Regions from separate parts of the Mus musculus genome. Here region 1 is linked to region 2. A link is a loop called in an ENCODE intact Hi-C map of the cell type or tissue named here. Cell type or tissue: heart. All regions are shown on one strand. Each heading gives the region's core, and the rest is flanking DNA. Links, peaks and the distances in the headings are about the cores only. Region 1 holds the start of Tspan2 (tetraspanin 2). Region 2 holds the start of Sike1 (suppressor of IKBKE 1).

What was found. A loop is a pair of places that touch in the nucleus more often than their neighbours do. Peaks named below come from ENCODE experiments on the same cell type or tissue, not always from the same donor. Only the 100,000 strongest peaks of a DNase experiment are listed, where the experiment ranks them.
Region 1: it touches region 2 in a loop (2.2-fold over the local background); 10 of 42 quality-filtered maps call a loop at or near these places.

Annotation. Positions count from the first base shown.
Region 1 is chr3:102,731,520-102,739,927 of GRCm38, reverse strand. Tspan2 (tetraspanin 2) reads right to left here and starts at 5,158. Exons shown (of 8, transcript NM_027533.3): 1 at 4,863-5,158. The coding sequence starts at 4,931. Tspan2os (tetraspanin 2, opposite strand) reads left to right here and starts at 4,511. Exons shown (of 4, transcript NR_040588.1): 1 at 4,511-4,700. In heart, for the core only: a CTCF peak has its summit at 4,446; DNase peaks (open chromatin) are centred at 4,017 and 4,967; H3K4me3 peaks cover 2,540 bases; H3K27ac peaks cover 3,549 bases.
Region 2 is chr3:102,990,867-102,999,274 of GRCm38, reverse strand. It overlaps Sike1 (suppressor of IKBKE 1), which reads right to left and starts at 3,535. Exons shown (of 5, transcript NM_025679.3): 1 at 3,308-3,535; 2 at 3,014-3,119; 3 at 1,890-2,032; 4 at 672-785. The coding sequence starts at 3,466. In heart, for the core only: no CTCF peak of the experiment used is centred there; DNase peaks (open chromatin) are centred at 2,024 and 3,554; H3K4me3 peaks cover 1,749 bases; H3K27ac peaks cover 1,677 bases.

The DNA.
Region 1 (8,408 bases), core at 2,240-7,239, 260 kb after region 2:
TTGAATCTTTCAGATGCTAAGGGACCAGAAGAGAGGATGCCAGCTTATAACAGTCAATGCCTTCGAAGGGCAAAGACCAGACAGGAGATGAGCTATTATCAAAGACAACATGGTGGCTAGGTAAAGGGATTTTTAATCTTTCAACCACAGTTCAGGAAGTCAGGCTATAGCAAGCACCTAGCACTTGCTGGCTGAGTGAATGGATCATAGAGGGAACACTCCATGACTTTCAGAAGCCATAAGACTAGTTATTTTGACTGGCTGAATGTAGGGCACATGTTTGTTCCCTGTTTCCTTGAGGAGCCTCCTGAATTATAAGTCCTGTCTTCCCGCCTGCGTCTCTATTGTTTGAACTCCACCATCACTAACAGAACTTAGATTATTAAGCATATGCTTTGTGCACACTGGATTCTGACTGTACATGTATTGGCGGGCTTTATGTACATAAAGCTCACAAGGTGACTTGCATACTACTTTACTATGCTCATTTTACAAAAGAGAAGATGCAGGCTCAAAGAGGCCAAACAGCTGAACCCAGTCCCCAGGGTTGTGAGACCTACAGAACTGGGAATAAACTCCGGCAGGTTGGTACCACAATCCAACGTTCACTCTTTAGTTTTCTAGGTTTGAATGGCCGTACTGCATACACGAGCCTGGGGTCAACCACAACACTAAGACTACAGCTCTGGCCTCTCCAGACTGGCCATGCTGTGCACTCTGCTCTGCCCACCGTCTCTAGGTCCTTCTGGTGCACAGTAGGAGAGGCTGCCAAAGCATCTGTCTTCCCACTTCAATAGAAATCAGCAGAGCAGGTTATGAATGGACAAGCAGGCTGTCCTAGAGACGCCAGAGGCTCTTCCCCCTCCTCCTGCACCATCTTTTCTAACAAGTGGCTGCTCTGCCACTTTTGAAATGTTTGAAATGTGTGGGGCAGAGCAGGAACCATAAGCTGTGAGCCAAATAGCATTCGCTCTCCAGCCAAAGAGGCAAGTCTTTTCAGAATCACCTAGTAGGCACCACCAAGTGAAAACCCAACATTGCATTAATCATGGTGAGGAAGAAAGGACAGCACCTTCCCACATGCCATATATGGCATGTAACTTTCAAGCAGGAACAGCCTTGCTTCCTGTTGGAGGCAACCCTGAGCAGCCCAGAGAGCACAATGATAGGAAAACGCTGAGCAGACAACAACAAATCAAGGAATAAACAGTGCCTAAGCTTTTCTTCCAACCAACATATGTGTCTGGGTGGGTTGTAGTGTTTTGTTTATATTGCTATGCAACAGAGGGGAAGGAAAAACAGGTGATTTCAACGCAGTCGGGACTATACCGAGTATTGTGATGGTAGATCCTGAAGTCAGACCTGGCAGACACAGGGCAGACGCCCTCCATTAATACAGTAAGGCTAAGGACTGGGCTTTACTTTAGGTTTTAAAGCATTCATAACCCGAGGTGAGTCCAGCTTGGCTTCCTGTGCTGGTTCTCAAAGGTCTGATTGACGGTTTGGAAAACCAGAGGCGCAGCTGAGAGGACTGGCAAGCCAACTGCCAGGATGAGGTTCCAAATCTGACTCTCAGACCACAAAACACACTCTACAGCCTCCGTGCCTGCCTCCTGGCCAACTTCTGGCAGGACAGGAAGGACTGTCACTGGGGGGGGCGGGGACCCTAGACCTCAAAAGGGAAGACATCTATGGGTTTGTGAAGATACTCAAGTCCCAGCTGAGGGCTTCCTTCCTGGGAAAGCTCCCCAATCAGAAAAAAAGCAAGCAAAATAAAACAAAACCTGTTAGAAACCAGGGCAGAGCCTCTGTGGAACTGGATTCTATATGAATAATTCTCCCATACGATCCACTTCCCCAAGCTGGTAGCTCTCAGGTTCAGTTTGTCCCTTCACTTTATCAGGAAAGCGGAGTATACCTGCTGCCCATCCACGGCCCACCTTCTCTCAGGGAGCCGCTGGGTCCTCCTAGCTCTCCTGGACTCAGTCTATGAGAGCAAAGTTCAACATCTCCACAATGAACAGGCACAGGCATGTCAGCTCTCCTGATAAAGTTGACAGCTGATGTCTGAAAGTCAAGAAAGCTGTTTAAATCCAGGTATCTAACCTGAGGATTCATTAATCCACTATAGAGAGTTAGTTACTCAGTACCTGTGTTGGGCACCATTCTAGGGGCCAGGGAAATGAATGTAAAAATAACAGAAAAAAAAATCCCTGCTCTCAGGGAGTGGGCAATGTTAGTGGGGGAAAAAAGCCAAGTCTGAGTTGAGAGGATAGTGTATAGCTGTCCACCAAAGAAGTCACATGCAAGTCACTTGGCATACACAGATACTGTTTGCCAACAGTCAGGACACCAGGAGAAAGACAGATACTAGTTACTGAACACTTCCTGTATGCCAGACAGTTAATAACAAGAATAACAAATAACTTCAAGCCCCTACTATATAAGGCTGGCTTAGGATACATCACACACGTCCTCAGCACAACTCTGTCCATCTAATTGAACAGATGGGAAGGCAATCCTGGAGGGAAAGCACGCTGGCTCTGGCATGGAGGGAGAGCACACTGACTCTGGCATGGAGGGAGAGCACACTGACTCTGGCAAGCCCCCTCATCTAAGCACACCATGCTTTGGATCTCTGCCCTCAGACCCCCCCTGGCTTTGCCTCTCGGATGGCTCACAATCCTTTGCTCTGCTCCTCATCTGGTGGCTTCCCTCTGCCCACCTCCGTTCTCCCAGGTTGAGCTCCGATATCTCTCAGATGAAGTTGTTTAGGGTCCTCGCTGGTACTGGGATTGCTTTTCTGAACTCTGTACTTAGATCACATATAGAAAAGGCCATCTCCAATCTCAGTGACAGGCACTCAGACTTCACTGGAGTGCTACTTCATCCCTGCGCTTGTGACCCGGGTGTGAAGCTTGTCACTTGGTCACCCTGCCTTACTTTGTTTTTGTTGTTCTCTGTGGGCTGTTCTCTTAGCTGTAGTAGCAGCTTTGGGAACAGCATCTATCTAGTAGTTGTTTGATGGTGATTCTGAAACATGCCCGTGGGTTCAGATTACCTGGATGCCTTCTAGAATAGCTTGCTGGGCTCCTCCCCAACACTGTCTGATTCAGCGAGCCGGGCTGAGTGAAAATATATGTTTCTGAAAATTCCCCAGGGAGCCCTGATGCTGTTGACCCAGGAGCCACATTCTGAGGACAGCTGGGTGACTGAACCTCCCACAGGATGAAGATGGAGGAGGCAGCCTTTGAGTCCTGTCTCTGCCACTCAACAGCTGTGGGACCTATCTGATCCCCCACGTCTTCGTCTATGAAGATGGGGATGCCCTGCTTGCACATGCGCACTGTCCCTAACCCACTGCAAAGGTTTGATAAGTCTGGAGAAGCTGGCACAAAATAAGCACTAAACCCAGCCTGAGAGACTTCCCTCCCTGGCTCACACAAAGTATGTTGTAAGCAGTGAGAGTAACGGGTGTCACTGCAACATGGCACCTATAATTAACAGCCTTCGAAATTAAGCCAGACTTATAAACAAACAAACAAACAAACAAACAAACAAACAATACAGCACAAGGGCGCTCAGAAAGTCTTCTTCCTGGAGTGTGATGGGTGTAAAAGCCAAGTTGTACAAAGTCTATATGTATTTTTAAAATACAGGGGATGTCCCCAGGTACTGCCTCCAGACTGTCCATTGCTAGCCAGTGTTGGTCATGGCCACGCAGTCTCTGAAGAGCTTAGAGTTGCTGGAGTCACCCAGGCTTCAGGGCTGATGGGTTGGTAGTCACAAGTGAGGCCCATCGTTCAATAATTTATTACTTATCGTCCATCCAGCCTCCTCAGAGCAGATGGGACAACCATCGCGGCCAGTCCAGTGGTTTCAAAGCATCCCAAAGCATCTCTGCTCCTGCAGTTACCCACATCCCCTGAAGCGAGACTCGTGTCTTCCCTCAGGGTCTATCTGAGCAGCTACACTGGCTGGCATTCTGTTACTGGAAGGCCAATAGGGACTGTGCAGAATGGGCCTCTGACCGTTTTCCAGGGCTCGGGAGAGAGTATTCCAGGGATGGTACACCTCTAACTATGCCCTGCTAACACAGTAGACTGGGGCCATGGCACTCTCTCTGGCTGTCTCTATGCATCTCTACCCAGGGAATGCTGCCAGGTCTACACCACCCTGCAAAGTTGAATGAGATCATTTCAAGAGTACTGGTTGTACGCAGGGACCCTAGGGGGATGTTGCTGCTCTTCCAAAATCCCTCCATTTTCCAACCCCTCGTAAAAGAGCACCCACCACTGCCCACCCAGAAGACCCCCCCCCCCGCCAATGCCCAAGAAAAGGACGATCTTCCCCACTCTTTCAATTTTCTCTACTGTCCGTTATTTTCCCAACAAACCACCAGAGCCAGGCGGCGTGTCCGCACACTCTTGGTTGGGGCGCCACCCCAGGCAGCCCTACGGTAGGGATTTCCCTCCCAGAGCCTTGGCCCGGCCGCCGGGTTCCCCAGAGAAGGCAGCGCGAGAAGTGGGTGTGTGTACACAGCAGGATGCAGGGAGCACGGGCCGCCAGGCCCCCAGCCCTCGGAATATTGGGGCCCGCTAGATCCCCGCACCTGGCGCCACCCGCCGGGCGATGCCGCCGAAGATGATGGCTTCTTTCGGGGGAGCATCGCACCGTGTCTCCTCTTCTCATCACCTCTGGTAGCTCAAGCTTCTCTATGTCCTATCCCCCTCCATATGTCCCCTCCCTCTTTGTCTGCTTAGCGCCTCTGAACATCCTGCCCTCTCCTATGGCCCAACTCTATTGCGGTCACCTCCCCGGGGACCCTGGCCCCCTAACCGGCCCGCCGGTTCGGGTCTCACCCAGAACAGCAGGTTGAAGCCGAGCAGCAGATACTTGATGCACCGCAGGCCCCCGCGAAAACGCCCCATGCTGCGACCCCGGCGGCGGGCTCCCGATTCCCCAGGCCCGCGCCGAGCCCCGGGAGCGGCGGGCGCCGGTGGAGGGGCGGGGCGGGTTGGGAGGGGCGTGACCTGTGGGCGTGGTCTGCGGGCGGGGATTTGGTCGCGAGCGGCCAGCTGGCTGTGGCTGGGGCGCCCTGGGGTGGAGATCCCGGTCCCACGCACCCGCTCCGGCCCTTGGAGGTAGCACCACCTTCGTCCACGCTGGTGGGCTTGGGCTCCTGTAGCTATCCGAGCATATGTGCGCCCACCCGGAACGCGGGGTCCATTTAATCAGTGCCGGGTGCCCAGACTCCCTTGAGGCCCTCGATGATGGTTGAAGTTATCCTGCGTGTCTATGGAAACCTAGGGAGGTGACTTCAGATGGTAAAGCTAATAGGATCGGTGAAGCCGGTAGAGACTCTGTGGTGAGGCGCCAGGCAGAGTGTCCAGGGCTGCAGTTAAGCAGAGTCCTGCAAGCGCCCAGGCCGCGGGCGGAGGCCGCTGCTGGGGACCCTCCCTCCTGCCGCTGCGTTCCTAGAGGACTGTTACCTTAATAGGCAAGAACTGGGAGTAGGCGCGCCAGGCGGAGGCCCTGGGCCCTGACACTGCTTCCCACCCTGCCCAGTCCAGCCCACCAGATCAGGGAAAGGGAGTCAGACCTCTCACTCACATCCTGCTAGGTTTGATAGATCGGGGGCCTTGAAAGAAGTCCAGATTCTTAGGGTCTAGACTGAGATGTGTAGATCAGGGAAAGGGAGCGAGTTCTGTTTTGCTTTGTTTTTATTAAGCTAGGCGACTGGTGAAGAATCGGGCATTCACTTCAGTTGACTAAGTGTCTACAATATGTGGTGTCAGACGGCACGGGGGAGACAGGAAAGTGTAAAATCAGGGAGCTTGTGCATTAATTTAGCAACACTCTAAGTGCCAATTATAGGCCAGGCATAGTAGCAAGCCCTGGGGACACCAGAAGAATGCCAGGCTTGCTATCACATCTTTACTGGAGGGCACAGATCTGTAAGCAAATTTTTGGAACAAGGTGAGGTGGGTGGGCTAGGAGCTGGGCAAGAGACTGCTTCTGCCTTGACTAAGGAAGGCTTTTCAAGAAGACTGGACCTGATCCTAATTTGTAAAATAGGTGTCAGTAGCTGGGCAGTGGTTGTTCACGCCTTTAATCCCAGCTCTTGGGAGGCAGAGGCAGGCAGATTTCTGAGTTTGAGGCCAGCCTGGTCTACAGAGTGAGTTCCAGGATAGCCAGGGCTATACAGAGAAACCCTGTCTCAAAAAACCAAAACCAAACAAACAAAAAGGTGCCAGTAGAGAGAGCAGGGGGTCAGGGGAGGAAGCAGAGGAAGTACAACCTAGCCTGGGAGCAGGAGTCAGAGAGATGGCCAAGGTGAGGGGAGTCAGGAGCTCACCAGAACAAATCACAGAGGGCAGGCACTTGACTAATGTGACACATTACCCCATTATCTTGGGGCCTCTCTTTCCCATCTCAGTATGGAGATTGTACAACCTGCTTCAAAAGAGTTGTGAAGATTAAGGAGTTAATATATGTACAGTGAGATCAGTGAGGCACATGAGATTATGATATAAGGTAGCCAGGACCTCACCAACCATTCATTCAATTTCTTCCGTGTTACAGTCAGGCATATTTCCATCTTTGAAAAGCTAGTGAATTTTATTTATGAAACTGAGAAGGCAAATGAAAGTGCTGCTTCTGGTAGTAACAGTGAACTGGAGACAAAGATGAAGTCATTAAGTATGCGGAGGCGAAGCCCTGGTTTCAGTTACACTTATAGCTCTCTCTCACCTTGGTTTTGCTTTGAAAGAGGAACTAAATTAATAAGTGGTCTCTACTATCCAGTAGGCATTCAGTAAATCAACTGAGGGAACAGTAATATTATACTGTTGTGTTACATTGTTGAATTTTATGTCTGTAATATTTACAGATTATATATTCTGTAGTCTCTGGAAACAGAATTCCTATTATGATATATAATAAATCCATTGTTCTCTCATCCTGTAACCCTTGTGCATTTACTAGAAATGTTTCATTGCATGCCTAACGTGACACTTTTAGATCTGCAGTATGTACTGAACCCTTAGCTTAGTAACTTTTCCTGTTGCTGTGATAAAGCAGCAAAGGAGGAACCAGCTCACAGTTCAAGCGATGGAAGTTACCGTTACCGCAGCAGGAACTTGAGCTGGCCACATTGTATTCAATGTCAAGAATCAGAGAGTTATAAATGCTTGGTTTTGGAGCAGGATTTCAACCTAGGGAATGGTGCCACCTGCAGTGGGCAGGTCTCACCCCAATTAACCTAACCAAGCTACCTCACTTGTGTCTCCCAGCTGATTCTAGAGCTCATCAAATTTTTGATTGAAATTAATCATAAAAGTTCCCCTTCACAAAGTTAGGTCTTAGGCTGCTTTGCAGGGCTGGCTTAAGATAAGGGTGAGCCACTACTCCCCAACTTAAGGCAATCCTTTACCCTTGTAGTTCAGAAAATAAGCAGACAGGTGTTGAAGCTAATGGGATGGGAGCGGTGGCTCCTGGGAACCTGTTGCTCTCTCTTCTCATTGTTGTTGGGCATAGACTTTTGCTTGAAGTTGTATCCTTGATACCAGGCTAGGACAGACCCAACACTGAGGACAACAAAGCAGGATGTTGAAAAAACTCTAGGCTATAGATGACATTACTCCAATTCCGAAGCTACTGTTGACTCTAGTTTTTAGACCACCCCCCCCACCCTCGTGTGAGTGTGAGTGCGTGTGTGTGTGTGTGTGTGTGTGTGTGTGTGTGTGTGTGTGTGTGCAGGTAGCCACAGAGGCTGGAAGAGACTGTCAGATCCTCAAAAGCTGGAGTTATAGGTGCTTGGAAGTCACCTGATAAGATGGTAGGAACAGAATCCAGGTCCAGTGGAAGTGCAGGAAGCATGTTTCTTAACCACCCGCCACTTCTCCAGATCGACTTCAGATTTTAGTATGTGTGTGTATCCTATGTCATCATGGCTAAGAGCATCCTACCTAATTTTAAGATACATTATTATATTCAAGTAATGGATACATTAAATGTCACAACAAGGACATTAACCTTTAAACTGATTGCCAGCGCTACTGTGCTACAGCACTACATGTACAAAAAAATGATTATGGAAAATATTTTCTCTTCTTCGTCCCCTGCAACATTTTATTATTAGTATTTCTAGATATAAAACAAGCTCAAAATATCAGGCAGCAAACACCATATCACCATCATGTAGATTTCCCAATAAACATCCTGTTTTCGTCTCCTTACTTATATGTACAGCTGTTCGACTGTGTTTCTAGTTTTTGTTTGTTTCAAGACAGGGTTTCTCTGTGTAGCCCTGGTTGTCTAGGAACTCTGTAGACCACACTGGCCTTCAACTCACAGAGATCTGCTTGTCTCTGCCTCCCTAGTTCTGGGGTTAAATGTGTGTGCCA
Region 2 (8,408 bases), core at 1,379-6,378:
GCTTTCCTTTCCTTTCCTTTTTTCTTCTTTTCTTTTCCTGGAACTTTTTCTGTAGACCAGGCTGGCCTTAAGAGATCTGTCTATCTCTGCCTCCAGAGTGCTGGGATAAAAGGCGTGAGCCATCACTGCCCAGCTTCTGTACTGCTATTTCTTGATCAAGTTTAGATTTTATGTATTTGACTTTCTATTACTGCGAGAAGTCAGCTCACACATGACCTGTTCCTCCTCCCCTCTGCTTTTCAAGTATATTCATATACTTAATAGATATAGCAACCGAGCTCTGTCCCCAGCCCCACAGTTGACATTTCCCCTGATTGCTGCTGACTACATTCATTTATTTTCCTGAAAAGGAAATAAATAAAGGAGAAATTGAAATTTTAAGTCACTAGGACACAAAGAACATTAACACTGCCAACCAAGGCAACCCAGGAGGCCGAGGCTGAGGCAGGGCAGTTTTGAGCTCTTAGCCAGTCCAGGCCCCATTCTGAGATGAACCCCTTCCTTCCTTCCTCTCTTCTTCTTTGAGACATTTTTGTAAAAAGGGGGAACATTATTATACTGCAGTGAGGACAGTGGTGATACATCCCAAGAGCCTCTAAAACTCACAACCAGTGAACTTAACAAAATAAATAAAAGAAAAAGAGGTGACCTTCTGGCAGTGAGAGCCTTACCTCCAGCTGAGCTAGTCTCTCCTGAACCTTACAGAATTGGTTATCGTCCACCTGAACAGCTCTCCGCATCACTGCTCCCATTTCACAGATTCTATCGATCTGACTTTCAATCTCCTGTGAAAATAAGATGAAGAAAAGGTTCCTAGTGATGAAGACCATGGAACGCATGTACAGGAGAATTTTATGTCTATTAAAACCTTGAGAAGTAAGAGTAAGTGGGAAGTGGCTCCCTTTGTACACACTACAGAAGTTACATTGCAATCATACTATATTTCGAGCTATAATAATATCAATCTATCAATCTGTGGCATTTCAAATAATTTCCAATTTTCAAAAGAATGTTTGATATCCAGGGACCAGGTGTGGTGGCATACACGTGTAATCCTAGCCCTTGGGAGGCCTAGGGAGGAGGGTTAGGAGTTAAGAGGCCAGCCTGGGCTAAATGAGACCTAGCTGCAAAAAACAAAACAAAACCCTAAACAAACAAAACACCCACCCAACCAACCAAAAGTAATATAACAGACAACTCAAATATTTAGATATTTAAAACATTCAAATATTTTAAACATTCCATTGCCTAAAACTCCTAACGATAGAAGATGAAACGTGGTGCATCTTTCACTGTAGTAAATAGTTGCTTCCAATTAATTACTACAGTAAAAGCTAAAATAGGGCAAGGAAACACCCTACAAACTGCAAGGTAATTGCTGGCTCCTCCAAGTTAAACAGTGAAGGATCAAAGAGGAGGAACTGCTATAAAACAAAGGAACAAGACCAGCCCTCCCCCCATAACACAGTCTGAGTCATTTGATGAAGTTAGTGACTGCTTGCTATGTGGAAGCGAGGGATAAAATCCGACTCATGCCCTTGGAACTATAAAACTTATGGCTCGATAGAATGTACAACAATCAGCTAAGCAGTCACTGAATGCCTTCAACACTAGCTGGTATCACACTTGCTATGTAGCCCAGGATGGCCTACTCTCAATCTTTCTGTGTCAAGCTGAAAAGAAATCCCTGGTGAGGGAGGTAACTTGACCACTAAAGGATGGAAGAGGCCCTTATCCCCTTCCTTTATTCATGTCTTCACAAAGCCACAGCCAAATTCAGAGTGATTATGAAAATATGCAGAAAGAGGAACACTGTTTTCTGCAAACAAAGGAACGACCCCACGATTTCAGTTCAGTTTATTTACAATTTATTTATCAGTGTTTCTTACTGCAGAGTGAGACTGGTGAGCTTTCAGAACTGGTTCGGCATCCACGGCTTTCTTAGCGACCATTAACTGTAACATCTGTTTCCGGTACTTGCTCATGATCAGTTCCAACGCATCCTGGTGCTCCTCCAAGGAAACCCACAGTTCTAACAACAAAAGCAAACATCTGGACAATGACGTCTAAGACTGGTCTCAAGGCAAACCTCCTAACAGCTGGAGCTCTCAGACACTCCACGGGACACTGGGAATCCAAAGTTGGAAATCAGTATTCAAGCCCACAGACGTGAACAGTGTACCTGAAAACCAACTCTCTAGGCAGTAGAGTCTTGTGCAAATAAAATGGGACGTGTAATCACGAGGCACGGATTTGAATTCAGTTTTCTAATTGACTTCTCAGAAGCAAAAATGAGCTCATTAAAATTAAAAAAAAAAAACTACATTTTGTTGATTTGTGTGAACCACGGCACATGTCGGGTCAGAGAAGAACCCCCAGGAGTCAGTTCTCTCCTTAAACCACGTAGGCCCTTGGAATGGCCTCAGATCCTCCAGCTTGGCAGTTCAGGCCTTCTGGCTGGTTCCAACTGGTGTCTGTGAACCTGTTTCTTAGCTGCATTGTGTAAATACTTGGTCAGGGGCATAGAGTGGAATGGCAGATGTAAAAGGGCTCCATCAGACAACTACCATCCTGCTGTCATCAACAACCCTAAGACTATGTATTTGGGGGACGAAGTTCTAGCCTTCCATCTTGCACAGGAACATTAAAGAAACGTCGATCTTAACTTTAGTGTTCACTCTAATATCGAAATGTTACATTTGGAGACTATGAACTTTAGTTATAGAAGCCTCCATTTGGTATGTGGTCACTCCCCAGCCATCTAACAATTCAACTCTGCTAAACTACTGAATACATCTTTCAAGGTCATCAACCAGGAAGACTTTTAAAAGAGCAATCTAACAGATTTTACTGTTACCAGTTGACCCTTGAAGCACTGATCTAAATATATGTATGCGATGTGCACGCTTGTGAACTGTTCAGGCACTTGTGTAAGAATGTCCAAAGTAGTATTACCAGAAAAAAAAAATCCTAGACACACACACACACACACACACACACACGCCTGACTAACCTCTGTTTTCCTGCTGTAAGTCTCTAATCTGGGTATTCTCTTGAGACAGCAGAATGTGAGGTTTATATTTAGACATGTCCTTCACGTCGGATGCATCCTCTTGATACTGGACAGAAAGACAGACTAAGGCACTGTAAACATGGGCAGGTGCTGCGGAGGAGGCAGCAGTCCCACCCACGACACAGGAAGCTCACACATCCGCCCTGCCCTCCAGACCAAGATAAATCAGGCCGCGCGACCCCACCCACCCGCCCGCAGCGTCCACCCCTGGGCGCGGCTCGGCCCCCGGCCGACCTGCTCGGGTAACACGGCGCCCGCCTCCCGCATCGCCGCCACCCGCCGGTGCAGCGCAGCCGACTGGTCCACCAGCGACTCGGCCGCCGCATCGTGCTCGCGCAGCCGCTCCAGCAGCGTCTTGGCGTCCGTCAAGATCTTCTCGATCGTGCAGCTCATAGTGGCCGAGGAGGCGCGCCGGGCCCGCTAGCCTAGGCGCTTCGCTCAGACCTTACCCGGCCCTGGCTCAGCGCGAATCGCGTCACTTCCGGGTGCACTTTAAAGGCGTGGTGGCATCTCGGTCGGCGCCTGCGCAGAGGTGGACTCTTGGTTACCCTCAGGCTTCGCCACAGCCTTAGCCTTTCTAGGGTGGAGCAGCAGAGGTCGGATTGGTGCCACATCCTGGTTTTTCACGAAGTTATTTCTGTTCCGGTCTTAGTTCAACTTTTCTTCTGGTTTTGATTGATGTAGTTTGTTATTTAGTAATGGGATTGTAACAAACTGATGAAACAGATACTCACCCCCAATAAGTGGTAAAATACACCGGAACCTCTCCTTTCCTCCCTCCCTCCTTCCATTTCTTCTCTTCTTTCTCCTCACCTCCCCCTTTTCCTTTTTTCCTTCCCTCCCTTCTTCCTTTAAACGGTGAGCAGTGTCTGGGAATGACATCTGAGGTTGTCCTTTGACTTCCACAACTGCACTTGTGTATGCAATCAGTTAGATGCACACGCGTGTGCACATACACAAAGGAAAATCTTTCCTTAGTGCAATGTTGGAAGCCTTTTGATTTGGGAGCTATTCTGCTATTCTACAGCACTATGGCTGACTGTGTTTAACGAGTACGGTGGCTGACAGGGAATTCTTTCCTAAAATATTTTTGTCCAAAAGAGTCTAGGACAGTAGAATAGTAGTAATGCTGTGTTTTAAAGAATCATTTTCCCTGTCCTACAGTCTCTTTTATCTTGAGTTCAGATGTAAAGTTTAGAAACACGTGATGTTTGGTGTACTTTTGTGATTTGGGGAAATGCCTATTGTAAAAATTTTACACTTACAAAACTGTGTTAAGAGGTTGCCTCTGGGAAGATGAAATAATTTTCATTCGGAAGGAAAACAACTTTGGGAAAACAGAATAATAGCCTCGAATAAGTTTACAACAAAGACCAGGATATATTTGCAAACGTTTTGTGAGGAGCGTTTCCCAGGACTCTTAGAAATACTTGAGGAGTACACAACCCCCTTGAAGTCACACAGGATGAGGGCTCAGATTATGTGAGCTGGACATTAAGGGGTAAAGATCCCCTCAGTTCTGGAGAAATTGGGGGACACTTGAAGGTTGTACTGGTAGCCCAAATAAACTTACCTAAGGCATGTGGGCATAGGTTAGGACATTAGGAAGGGCTGAAGTGGGGACAAGTTTTCGGTTGCCAGCAGTATAAGTCTCAGGTGAGAAGGGAGGGGCCTCTCCTGATGCTCCCAGCCACCGTGCATGAGAATACCCAACTGTGAACAGGCTAGTTTATTTGTTTCTAACATTTCACTTAGTTTCCCCCCCTTGTCTCCCTGGTATTCTTTAACTCTTAATTCCTTACATTTATATATTGGATTGTAGCTGTTGGGCCCTTGGTCTTGTCTCAAGGACTTGGTGCATGTGCAAGTGTGCAGAGAAACACAGAGAGATAGAGAGAGAGAGAGAGAGAGAGAGAGAGAGAGAGAGAGAGAGAGAGAAGAGAGAAGAGAGATGAAAGAGTGAAAGAGAAGAGAGGAGAAAAGAGAGAGACTAGTACTTTGGGTCTCAAAATGAAGCTATGGTGTTTTGGGATGCTGAAAATGCTTTAAGGTTAGATTGTGCAGATTGTAGAACTCTGGGACTGTAAGCAAAACTACTGAAGAACACACTGTGTAGTGTGGCAGTGGCTGTTAGGGTGATACCTAGGGATACAATGACACACAACTGAAATGCCAGTTCCCTCATGCAGTGCCACACACCCAAGAACTACAGCTCTCTAGTGCATAGAACTCTACATCATTTTTTACTGGTCTTTATTGTCTTGGGATGACCATAAATAGGAGTATAGAAGGGGCAGGGCTTGTGGAAATATGTGGGGACAAAAGGCAGTGATACACTAGACTTTTAATTCTACAGTATAAACCACAGCTGGGAGGTTGTGCACACCTTTGATCTCAACACTCAGGAAGCAGAGGCAATCAGATCTCTTATTTGAGGCCAGCCTGGTCTTTAGAGTGAGTTCTAGGACAACGAAAGCTACACAGAGAAACCCCGCCTCAAAAAAACCAAACCATACCAAAACCCCACTCTAAACAGCAATTTCTATGAACAGAATAAATTTAGCTTTTAATAAATTGGAAAATTGAGTTGGATAAGTTTATTTGCTTACTTTTTTCTTTATAAAACTGTTTGCGGGTCAGCAAGAGGGCTCAGTGGGTAAAGGTGATTGCTAGGATTTACCCATAAATTGTCCTCTGTCCCCAAACCCTTATTAATAAAAAATGCTAAAAAGTAAGATGAGTGCCATTGGTTAGCAGATAGAGGCTCTTGCATACAGGCTGACTGCCTGAGTTTGACTCCTGGATCCCACATGTTGTTAGGGAAGAATTATGCGCAGGAGTTGTCCTCTGACCTCCACACAGGCACCTAGCACTCTATTTCTCTCCTCTCTCTCCCCCTCCCTCTCCCTCCCTTCTCCTTCTTCCTCCCATACCCCTCCCTCTTTCCCTCTTACTTTCTCTAAATAAATAAAAAGCCTTTAAAACAGTGAGTAGTCTCTGTGTATGTGGAACGCATTGGCAGGGTTATGACGTCAGCTATGCTATTTCCATGGGGCCCATCAGGGACTGTGTGGGTGAATTCCTCTCTGGATGGTTGCCATTGTTTCCGCAAGGCTTCAGGATTGTCAGTATTCTTAGTAAAGTTTAAGGAATGTCAAGTGACTCCCACACAATGTCAGCATTTTGGGTATCATCAGACATTTTTTTTTTTCCTTTAAAAAGTAAAAGAGGGATTTTTCTGGTTGATTTGACTTAATGTATCATCTTTATTAAGTAGAATAAAAACAGGGCTGTCGAGAAGACTTGGAGGGTAAAGGCTCTTGCTGCTGAGCCTGACAACCTAAATTCAATCCTGAGACCAATGTGATTGGAGAGAACTTGGATCTGCAAGCTGTCCTCTAACCTCAACATGCACTTTGTGGCATGTCCCCACCCCCTGCCCCACATGGGAAAAATTAATACAATTAAATTGAGCATATCCACCCAACGCACCTAAGTACCTTTACATTTTTATTTTTTATTTTTACATGTTATGTGTTTGAGTGTTTCAGTTGTATGCATGGAAGTGCACTTGTGCATGCAGTATGGCCAGAGCAAAGCCAGAAGAGGGCATCAGATCCCCCTTGCAACTGGAGTTACTGACAGCTGTGAGCTGCTTTATGGTGCTAAGAACTGAATCTGAGTCCTCTGCAACAGCAGCTAGCGGCTATAACTGTTGAGGCTCATTTGTTTGTTTGTTTGTTTTACAAGACAGGGTTTCTGTGTGTGTGTGTAGCTCTGAATGTTCTGGAACTCACTCTGTAGACCATGCTAGCCTCAAAGTCAGAAATCCACCTTAAGAATGTTAGGAATAAAGGCATACACTACGACCACTACCTGGCTGTTGAGGCATCTTTCCATCCCCCAAAGTATCTTACCGTCATCATCACCACCACCCCCACCCCACCCCCATCATCACAGCAATACTGGATATTCATTGGCTGTTTGTGTTTTAGGCATGGGCAAACAGCTACAGGTATTACTTTAGTCTTCACAGAGTTTTATCAAATGAACACCAATAGCCAGGTATGGAGGTGGACATCTTTGATCTCAGCACTCAGGAGGCACAGGCAGGCAGATCTCTGTGAGTTCAATGCCAGTTTAGTTTACAAAGTGAGTCCAGGACAACCATGGCTACATAGAGAAACCCTGTCTTGAAAAACAAACAAAACCAAAATAAAACAAAACACAAAGATGCATAGATTATATTTTAAAATTCTCCAATTTTTAAAAATTTAGTAATGAGCCGGGCGTGGTGGCACACGCCTTTAATCCCAGCACTCGGGAGTCCGAGGCCAATGAGTTCAAAGTGAGTTCCAGGACAGCCAGGGCTATACAGAGAAACCCTGTCTCGAAAAACCAAGAAGAAAAAATTTAATAATGGTAATTTTTTAAATAACAAATAACTAATTTTTATTCTTTCTATTCCTATGTGTTGGGAACTGAGCTTAGAACCTCATAGGTTCTAGGCACATGCTGTATCACTCAGCTATACTCCCTGCCTACGACTTAACATCTAAAAGAGAGAAGAACCCAGACGTGGTAGAATATGCCATGTCTGTACTTGGGAATCAAGTACTTGGGAGACCTAGGTAGGAAGATCATGTGCCTATGACCAGTCTGGGTCACACTTGAGTTAGAGGCTGGTCTAGGCTATATCAAGACCTCAGCTCAAAATAAATGTAACCAACCAGCCAACCAACAACAAAACTACCAACTAATGTCTCAAACCATTAAAACAATAGGAAAAAAGAAAAAAAAGCAGAGAAGTGATTGGAAGAGATTTATATTGTACATTCAGATTTTTTTCTTTTTAAAGATAGGATCACACTGTGTAGCCTTGGCTGTCCAGGAGCTCACGGGGTAGATCAGTCACAGGGATCCACCTACTGGTGCCTTCTGAGTGCTGAGATAAAAGGTGCACTCCAAGGCCCGGCGGCGTGGTGGCGCACGCCTTCAATCCCAGCACTTGGGAGGCAGAAGCGGGTGAATTTCTGAGTTCAAAGCCAGCCTGGTCTACAGAGTGAGCTCCAGGACAGCCAGGGCTACACAGAGAAACCCTGTCTCGAAAAAACAAACAAACAAACAAGGTGCACTCCACCATGGGTGGCTATTAGATATCAGTAAAGACTGTATAATAAAAAAAATCTGTTGTTATGTCATTTTATCAATAATATTCTTCCCTCTGCCCAGCCTCTTCTTGAGGCAGAGCCTTTCCATTTACTCCAGGCTGGGACAATAGGCATGCTACCATGCCTGCTTAACTTATTGTTATTGGGGGGATGGAGCCAAGGGC